2 separate regions of the Mus musculus genome follow, and region 1 is linked to region 2. The links are chromatin loops, found by intact Hi-C in ENCODE. Cell type or tissue: heart. All regions are shown on one strand. Each heading gives the region's core, and the rest is flanking DNA. Links, peaks and the distances in the headings are about the cores only.

The links. A loop is a pair of places that touch in the nucleus more often than their neighbours do. Peaks named below come from ENCODE experiments on the same cell type or tissue, not always from the same donor. Only the 100,000 strongest peaks of a DNase experiment are listed, where the experiment ranks them.
Region 1: it touches region 2 in a loop (2.4-fold over the local background); 1 of 42 quality-filtered maps calls a loop at or near these places.

Annotation. Positions count from the first base shown.
Region 1 is chr9:90,124,822-90,129,220 of GRCm38, forward strand. It overlaps n-TKctt18 (a tRNA gene), which reads right to left and starts at 1,760; the gene lies at 1,688-1,760. In heart, for the core only: a CTCF peak has its summit at 1,998; DNase peaks (open chromatin) are centred at 1,700, 2,040, 2,520 and 4,000; H3K4me3 peaks cover 1,538 bases; H3K27ac peaks cover 457 bases.
Region 2 is chr9:90,075,029-90,079,427 of GRCm38, forward strand. Ctsh (cathepsin H) reads left to right here. Exons shown (of 12, transcript NM_007801.3): 12 at 654-1,067. The coding sequence ends at 729. Among named protein-coding and RNA genes, the nearest start is that of Ctsh, 23 kb to the left of the region's middle. In heart, for the core only: a CTCF peak has its summit at 2,065 (motif pointing left); a DNase peak (open chromatin) is centred at 2,013.

The DNA.
Region 1 (4,399 bases), core at 327-4,326, 50 kb after region 2:
ACTTAGGGATTGGAATGAAGGTGTTGGGAGGGGTGTTGGTCCTGAGGATAGTGAGGAAGAATCTATTCCATGCCTCTCCCCAGCCTCTGTTTGCTGACAGGATCTGGTGTTCCTTAATTCAGAGAAACAACGCTTTGTTCTCTGGCTGAATATCCTTCCATTGCTCCAAACGGATGTTTTTGTCTAGATTGCTCCTTTGGGAAGAGGCCAGTAGTCATACTGGATTAGGAGCCTGCTCCGACGTCATCCAGACTAATTACATCCATCTATGACATTATTTCTAAATAAAACGGCTTTCTGAGATCGTGGGAATTAAGGCTTTGCTGTAAGGAATGGAGGTGGCCGTGGTGGACGTACACTCCTTCCCATTACCCTGATCTGTATTAAATAGATGTATGGTATTTTCACTGATTTCTTATCAGTTTACAGTTGCTTCTTTGCGGTCTAAGAAGAATTCCATCCCTCTGCATAACACTTAGAGAGAGAGCATTTGTGTAATTAGAACGCCTGAGGATCCTCCCACCATCCCCTCCCTCCCATTCTCTGTCCTTCCTCCTCCTCCTTTGTTCTCTCCCCCCCCCCCGCCCCCCCCGCCCCCCCCCACACCCCCATCTCCCTCTTCCTTTCTTGTTTTGTTTCTTATTCTTTTGAAAAACTCAGCTTGCTGATTGTGGGAAGTGTCCATGTTTTGTCTTCCATTCTGAAACTGTTCTTTGAATTGATGATCATAAGGTATGTTAATTGTGGAAGACATTTAAAAATTAATTACTGAGGGAACCCTGTGGCGGTGGTTGCTCAAACCTTTAATTCCAGCCCGGCAGAGGTAGGAAGATCTTTGTGAGTTCAAGGCCAGCCTGGTCTATGGAGCTAGTTCCAGGTTCCAGAACAGCTAGGGCTACACAGAGAAACCATGTCTTCAAAAACTAAAAACAAGACCAAAAAGAATCATTGAAGGATGACTGAAAATATCTAAGAACTTGGAGTTGTCAGTATATAAAAGCAAACTTTTACTCTATGTGAATTGTTTTGGGAAAAACCTATGGAGAAAGGACAGAAGCAAAAAAAAAAAAAAAAAAAAAAAAAAAAACCAAAAAAACAAACAAACAAAAAACCCCAACAAACAAAACAAAACAAAAAAACAAACCTGCCATTTCAATCACCAACTTTAATAAAAGGGGTAGGGAAAGGGATTTTTAGGGATTTTAAAAAATCCTAAGGGTGGGTTCCCGATTGCGCGTAGCCAACGCAGTCTTATAGTTTAAAAAGACAATAGCGCTGCTCTTCGAGCTTACTTTCATCAACACGTTAAAAAACTGAAGATCACTTCCGCAGTGTTTGTGAACTCTACGTTTCATTAATTTTCATATCACGATATCCCCCAACTTTTCATTTTAGGCTGCCCCTAAAACAGAACACTGAAATAGCAAAATGTTTTCCTAGGCGAAACAGCCTGCTGTTTCTCATTTAAATGCTACGTATCACGTCGGTGCTGGTTGTTTGTGGGTTTGTGGTGCGGATATGATATAACTTGTAGTAGTCATTTCTGTCCTTACAACCACGTTGGCAAAAGCCATTAGCAAGATACTAGCTTCATCTTTATGGTTCTTTTAGTATTGGATTGTTTAACAATAAGTAACTTGGTTTCATAAGCAGGTATCGCGGAGACCTGGAAAACCGAAAACTAAACCGCCCAACGTGGGGCTCGAACCCACGACCCTGGGATTAAGAGTCCCATGCTCTACCGACTGAGCTAGCCGGGCAGCTGGTATGTCACCTTTCCTAGGTCCCCTCAAAGGAATGACATTATTTTAATTTGTTTCAAGTGGTGTACCATATATTAAATTACCTTTTCCGAGCTTCTTTTTCTCTGTTTTTCCGTTTCTTTTCTATCTTTTTTTTTTTTTTTTGTAAAATTGCTTGCGAAATGAATTGTATTTTGTTTCTGCCTCCATGCGAGCAAACTTCTGCTGTTCAATACAAATGTCTAAAAGGCCCTCTAGCGGCCAGAGTCTCCGGTTCCCTTAGGTAAAGCAGAGTAAGGAAGCTGGCCCGCTACCTGCTTGGGGGCCTGTCACCCAGAAGTTTCTGGCGCGAGCACCAACGCAGCTCGGGACCGAAGTCCGGAGAGTCTTGAGCGCCTCGGCAGATACCAAAGGGTGACAAGATGGCTCAGTGGAAGGGAACTTAACTTCCCAACCCCAGCTAACAGATTTCTTGCGTTCCATCCCTGGATCCCCATCGAGACACGAGGGAACTGACTGTTGTGTGCACACACACACTTGCTATGTAAAATACCTTTGAAAAAGAAGCTAACTGAATTTACAAGACTCAGGAAGCTTAGAAAGATAAAAGATTCAGAAGACCCTTCCTTCCCCAAGGAGCTCCAACTATGCTTTCCTGAAGACCAGAGTAGGGTGGGCTCTTCCCTGTCTTAGCTGCCTTTGGGTCACACACACTTGCAAACAATCCCAATAAACTCACCAAGCTGAGCTTGGGTACAATGAGTCTGTTGGCTGGTGCCCTATCAAAGCAGACGTTTGTTCGTGTATCGGAGGGAAAGTTACACAACACCGTCTAAATAAAGAATTTTGACCGGCAGGAACTGTTGGGTGCTGCCTGTCACCCTAATCTAGAAATAGAACATCAGTGAGATAATTGTCACCATCAGTGACACCATAACGTATGGATACCTATGTATTTATTGAGAACAATGGTGCTATTTAATCTCACCAGAAATATTTTGTTTGGATCCACCTGCCTTTTAACTACAGGATATGAAAGGGTATGGGGTAGAAAAATAATATCATGAAGAAGCAACATTGTTGCTTTCTGGCTTATTTTTGTTTTTGAAACAGAAACTCACTATGAGCCAGACTTACCTTGAATTCAGAGACCTTTTATCTCTGCCTTCTGAGTGCGGGGTTTGAAGGCATAGCCCATCATATCTGGCCTCGGTTTTGTTTTGATTGGTAATCAACCCTAGACTCATCGTCATGTTAGACAAGCTATGTAGGCCGAGCTACAATATCGCATCCCTTTTCATGATTTCTGCTAGGTTAAAAGAGCCAGAGGATCATAATTTTCATATGTAGTAACCGACCTGGACATAATGGAGATTAGCTGGAGAATTGTAATAGTCTGATTGTAAGAGACAAGATAAGGACATGCCGAAATGGAAAAGTGTAGATGTATGAGTTACTGAGAGCAGACTGCTGAATAAAATGCCATCTTGCATTTAAGTAAAAACACTAGCCAGGCATGGTCCATGGCTTTAATCAGGAGGAGGCAGTGGCAGGCTGGTCTCTGAGTTGGAGGCCAGCCTGGTCTACAAAGTGAGTTCCAGGACAGCCAAGGCTACACAGAGAAACCCTGTCTTGAAAAAACAAACAAACAAACAAACAAACAAAACAAAAAAACCCAAAAACAAAACAAAACAAAACAAAAAAAACCAATAAGGTTTGAAAAAATTATGGTTACAAGAGGTTCAAGGTTTCAAGTACATAGGGCTTAAGGGTAACCTAGGAATGCATGAAAAACAGTCTAAAATTAAAAGGGTGAAAGGGATATCGTGGCATCGTGTTTATAAAACAGTCTGTTTTTATTCTAAAAAACAAGATCTGGCTTTTTGTTTTGTTTTTTCGGTTTTTTTGTTTATTTGTTTGTTTTTTCGAGACAGGGTTTCTCTGTGTAACCTTTGTCCTGGAACTCACTTTGTAGACCAGGCTGGCCTTGAACTCAGAAATCCACCTGCCTCTGCCTCCCAAGTGCTGGGATTAAAGGTGTGCACCACCATGCCCTACTTTAGTCTTATTGTTAATGATGGATCTTAAACACTTTAACCTCCTGTGTAGCCTACTACGTACCAGAAGTAGTGGGGAAGAAAGGATACAGGGATAGGGTAGGGGTTGGGGGTAGTGGACTTGTTTAAAATGGTTCTTTGGAGCAACTCCTATCTGTGCTGTTTGGAAATTGGCAGTCAGTTCACAGGTTAGCAGGCAGTGGCAGCTTGATCCACTCACAAACACTTCATGGATAGACCAGCAGTCCAATTCGTTAGAATAGGGATAGCAATAGTGGTGACATGAACTAGCAGAGACAGCCAGGCCTCAGCCTTATCACGAATCAGCAAGAGGGACCAACAGGAACACCAGGCAACATTTTCAGCTGTGCCTCTCTCAGGGGAGCAAAGATCATTGAAAACCCAAGACTCTCAAGCACTACCCTGCTAGCTGTACCAGCAAGCTAAGCTCTCCCTCTGTCACTCTGTGGAGTCCCGTTTATACCCTCCAAGCCTCATGTGACCTCCACGTTCCTTACCTCAGCTCGAGTATCCCATTAGCCAGAGTCAGAGGAAGCAGCAAGAAACTGCAGCACACCACCAGCAGTTTTTTTTTTTTTT
Region 2 (4,399 bases), core at 275-4,274:
GGTAGGAGGCATCACTACTTCAAAGTTAAAGAGTCTTCGGGAGTTGGACAGCAAGCTCTACCAGGCCAGGGAAAGGAGAACATGAGAATGGAACCTTCACATGCCAAGGTCCTGTTAGCAAGACCCTCCCCATCATAGGATCCCAGGTCCCAACAAGTCTGCAAAGGACAGGACACTAATCAGCTAATGAGGTCTGTAACTGAAGGTTACAGGCAGACCTCAACGTCTTGCTGGGACAAAACCAACCTCTGGAAGGGTCTGAGAAATGAAATCAGTGAATTCGTTACAGTGAGTGACAGCCCCCACCCCCACCCCCTTTGAATCAGGATGAAGAGACAGACACACACACACAACTGAGAAGGAGAGTTTTTGTTTTTAGGAAGCCATACTGGCTGTTAGATAGCTATATGAGGACCCAGACAGCAGCAAGAAGGGAACCTCCATCAATTCCGGGGAGAAGTAGGCTATGCAAGGAGAAAAAGGAAGAATTTAGTTACAAAGTGCGGCCAGTCATTTCCTGCTGATAAAATAGCTGTTCTGTGAAGAAATACAGAGGGCCTAATCTCTCAAGTTTTGGTTTGCACCAGAACATTCTAGAAAGTTCTGAGGCGAAGATGCTACTAATCAGTCCTCAATCCCTTCTCTCTGCCCAGGTACTTCCTCATTGAACGTGGGAAGAACATGTGTGGCCTGGCTGCTTGTGCCTCCTATCCCATTCCTCAGGTATAAGCCACGGCTGCACGGGCAACTGATTGGCAGACCAAGGGAGGAACTGGTCCTTCGATGAGAATGCCACCCTGGAGAAAATTGTGTGGAAATCCACCCAGAGGCCCTCTCACTCCTGAGTCTAGACGCCTAAAGACAGGAAGGACAAACTTGAATAGCGACAAGCCCACCCACGTGACATCATCACCAGAAATACGCTTGGATTGTGGTTTTTTAATGACCCAAACCCACGTGGACCTAGAATCGTCTCTCTTTCCAGCTCTCTTCATGTACTGGGAGCTGTAATGGTTACCTTTTCTATGTTGTGTATTCAATAAACACACAGTAAATACCTCCCTGGGCGTAGGTCTCTAACTGACATTCAATTCCATCTCTCTGGACAGAGAAAGCATCGCTTGCTTGCTTGGAGTATGGTTCGGGTGCTGATGCCTGCCAGATGGAGATCCCAGGAGGGAGAGCAGGTTTAGAGATTCTGCTGTTTCCAAACCCGGGGAGGAAGAATGGAGCAAATAGGCCAGGATGTGGCACAACCAGGGTAGAGCCAAGATCTCATCTATCTCTGTGACTGCTGTTGCTGTCACTGGCTCCCAGTAGGGGTGCCCCACCACTTCCTCAGCAGGCCCTCCTTTGGGTAGCCCTTATGCCCCTGTCCTCTACACCGCATGCCCTCTTCTAGAGGCTATTCTGCAGGCCTCTCAGCTCCAGGGGCTTGTCTACAGCCGGCTGTAGCCCTTGGGCCTCCTGAGAGCTAGAAACTTAATTGGAAAAAAAATGTTCATGACAAAATTTGACAAATGTAATTGTAGTTTAATCTATTAGAAAGTTCTAGTTACATAAGACACTACAACTAAGTCAACCCACATACACACACACACACTCATCATCATCATCACCATCTAGGCAAGGCCGTTCATATGAATCATAAATTCAAGGCCTGCCTGGGTCACTTAGTAAGACCCTGTCTCAAAAACTCAAAAGGACTTGTGGGGTTTGTGAAGTGGCTCAGTGGGTAAGAACATCTGCTGTGAACATAGGATGACGAGAGTTTAAGTCTTTAGCACCCACATAAAACCTGGGAGTGGCCACGTGTGCTTCAAACCCAGTGTTGGGGATAGAAACCGGCAGATTCGTAAACAGCACGCTCATACGCAAGGAGAGATGACTGTCTCAAAAAATAAGATGGCGGGCTGGACCGGCAGCTCCGCTGGCTTCTCTTCCAGAGGAGCAGAACCCCCACAGGTGGGTCAGAACCCTCTGTAACTCTTCCAGCATCCACCTCCATTGCAGGTCCAAACCATCTGTAACTCCAGGTCCTGTGGATCTGCTGCCCTCTTCTGGCCTCCAAGGGCATTGCATGCATATGGTACACAGGTACTCAGGCAAAACAAACACAGACAAAAATAATTTTCAAAAATTATATATGTACATATATAATAAACAATATAGAAGGTACTTAATGTACCCTGGTGGCCTCAGCACACAAGTGTACTCAAGACACGTATGCACATACATGATACATATACATATGCACACACAAGACTATGTAAGTCAATATACTTGTCAAGTACTTGCCAAGACTGTGTGAGGCTCTAAGTTCAATTTCTAGTGCCAACACACACACACACACACACACACACACACACACACACACACATACTGAAAAGACCTAAACATGATTAAAAAAAATTTTGTCATAGTTAAAAAATAACATGAAATAAAAGTATAACTCTAGGTGTATTAAAGACTCCCAAGTCAATGGAGAGTGGTATGAGAAGAAACCCACTGAAGACAGGAAATAGCAGCAAGGTCCAAGGACACCACAACTGCTCAAAATGAACCTGCAATCTAGCTACCATGCTTGTCTATCATTCATGAGGCCGTGGGTTCAAACCCCAGCTCCATGGAAAAGCAAAACAAACGAAAATGGAAAAGAACTCAGAAAATGGCTAATTTAAAAATTTTTAAAAATTTAAACAAAATCAGAAAAAAACCTATATAACAACAAAATGGTATCTAGGAATAACTACCCAAAGTGTTATATGAAGAAAATAATTAAATTATAAAAAACTTTGCAGGTGTGGTGACATACACCTTTAGTCCCAACACTTTCACTGTGAGTTTAGGGCCAGCCTGGTTTACATAGCAAGTTCCAGGCAAGACAAGGTTACAGGGTCAGCTCCATCTCAAAAAACCAACAACAAGAAAATTATGAAACACCCCAAAAAAGCACAGAGCACAGTAAGTATATTCTCAAGTGATAAGATTAATGTAAATTGACTTTTGCTAGAAGTAGAAATATAAGTGTAGTATATTTCCAACTAAAATCTCGAAACAAAAAAAAAAAAATATTCAGTTTACCTGGGGAAGGAGTAAAGAGTTTTTAAATTTTACTGGGTTTTAGTCAATTTTAAAATATTTAGTTTGGGGTCTGAAGAGATAGATCAACAGTAAAGAGCACTGAATGCTCTTCTAGAGGACGCAGATTCAATTCCCAGCACCCACATGGCAGCTCATAACTTAGCTGTAACTCCTAAATCTAATATCTTTACACAAACATACACGCAGGCAAAAAAATATCAATACACATAATTTTTTTTAAAGTTAAAAAAATATATTTATTTTGGATGTGCATGCATGAGGTCAGAGGAGAGCTTGTGGATATCTTGCCTTCCACAATGAAGGGTCTATGTCTCCCACTCGGGTCACTAGGCTTGGCTGCAGCAAGTGCCCTGACCTCCTGAGCCATCTCATCAGCTGCAAGATAAAATCCACTTTATAAACAAGTATCAAGAAGAGATTATTTTTGTATTAAAGACATATAAAATGTCACCCATTAAGGTAGTACATAAATTAAGGATAATTAACTTCAAAGAATCTTTAAAAATGGGAAATGAAGACATACATCAGTAATAGAAGACAGATTTTTTTTTTCTTTTTGAGATGGAGTTTCACTGTGTAGCTAGCCCTGGATGGCCTAAAACTCCCTGCATAGGCCAGGCTGCCTCTGCCTCCTGAGTGCTTGGATTAAAGGTGTACACTACTGGCCTATGTTTTTTACCATTCAATAAAAGGTGTCATAAAATTCACAATTAAACTACTTTAATTTGAACTCTCACTACTATGTTCTTTTAAACTACTATGTTCCATTTAAATTACCATGTTCTTTCAAAACACCATTTTAAATTTACAAAATAATTGCAAAACTAGAGCCCCTCTATACTCTAGTTATTACTAAGATCTGGCTGTGATATGGCACCTTTGTCACAAGTAGTGTACCAGTTGAGTCCTTCCAATTTTTTTGATAAATAAATGCAACTTAAAAAAAAAAAAAGGTAACATTTGGGTGAGGCTATAGCTCAGTCAATGACACAGTACAAGTGTAGTATGTAAAAGTCTCAAACATTGTGCACTGATCATACAGAGAGAGAGAGAGAGAGAGAGAGAGAGAGAGAGAGAGAGAGAGAGAGAGAGAGAGAGAGAAAACAAAACCCTTGGCTAACATGTAAATGGTGAGATACAGACACAAGACAGGAATTGGCTCTCACCAGCTCTGTACAGCAGATTATACACTGTGGTGGTTTGAGTAAGGTTGGCCCAGGGAATGGCAGTATTAGGAGGTGTTGCTTTCTTGGAGTAGGTGTGGCCTTGTTGGAGGAAGTGTGTCACTGTGGCG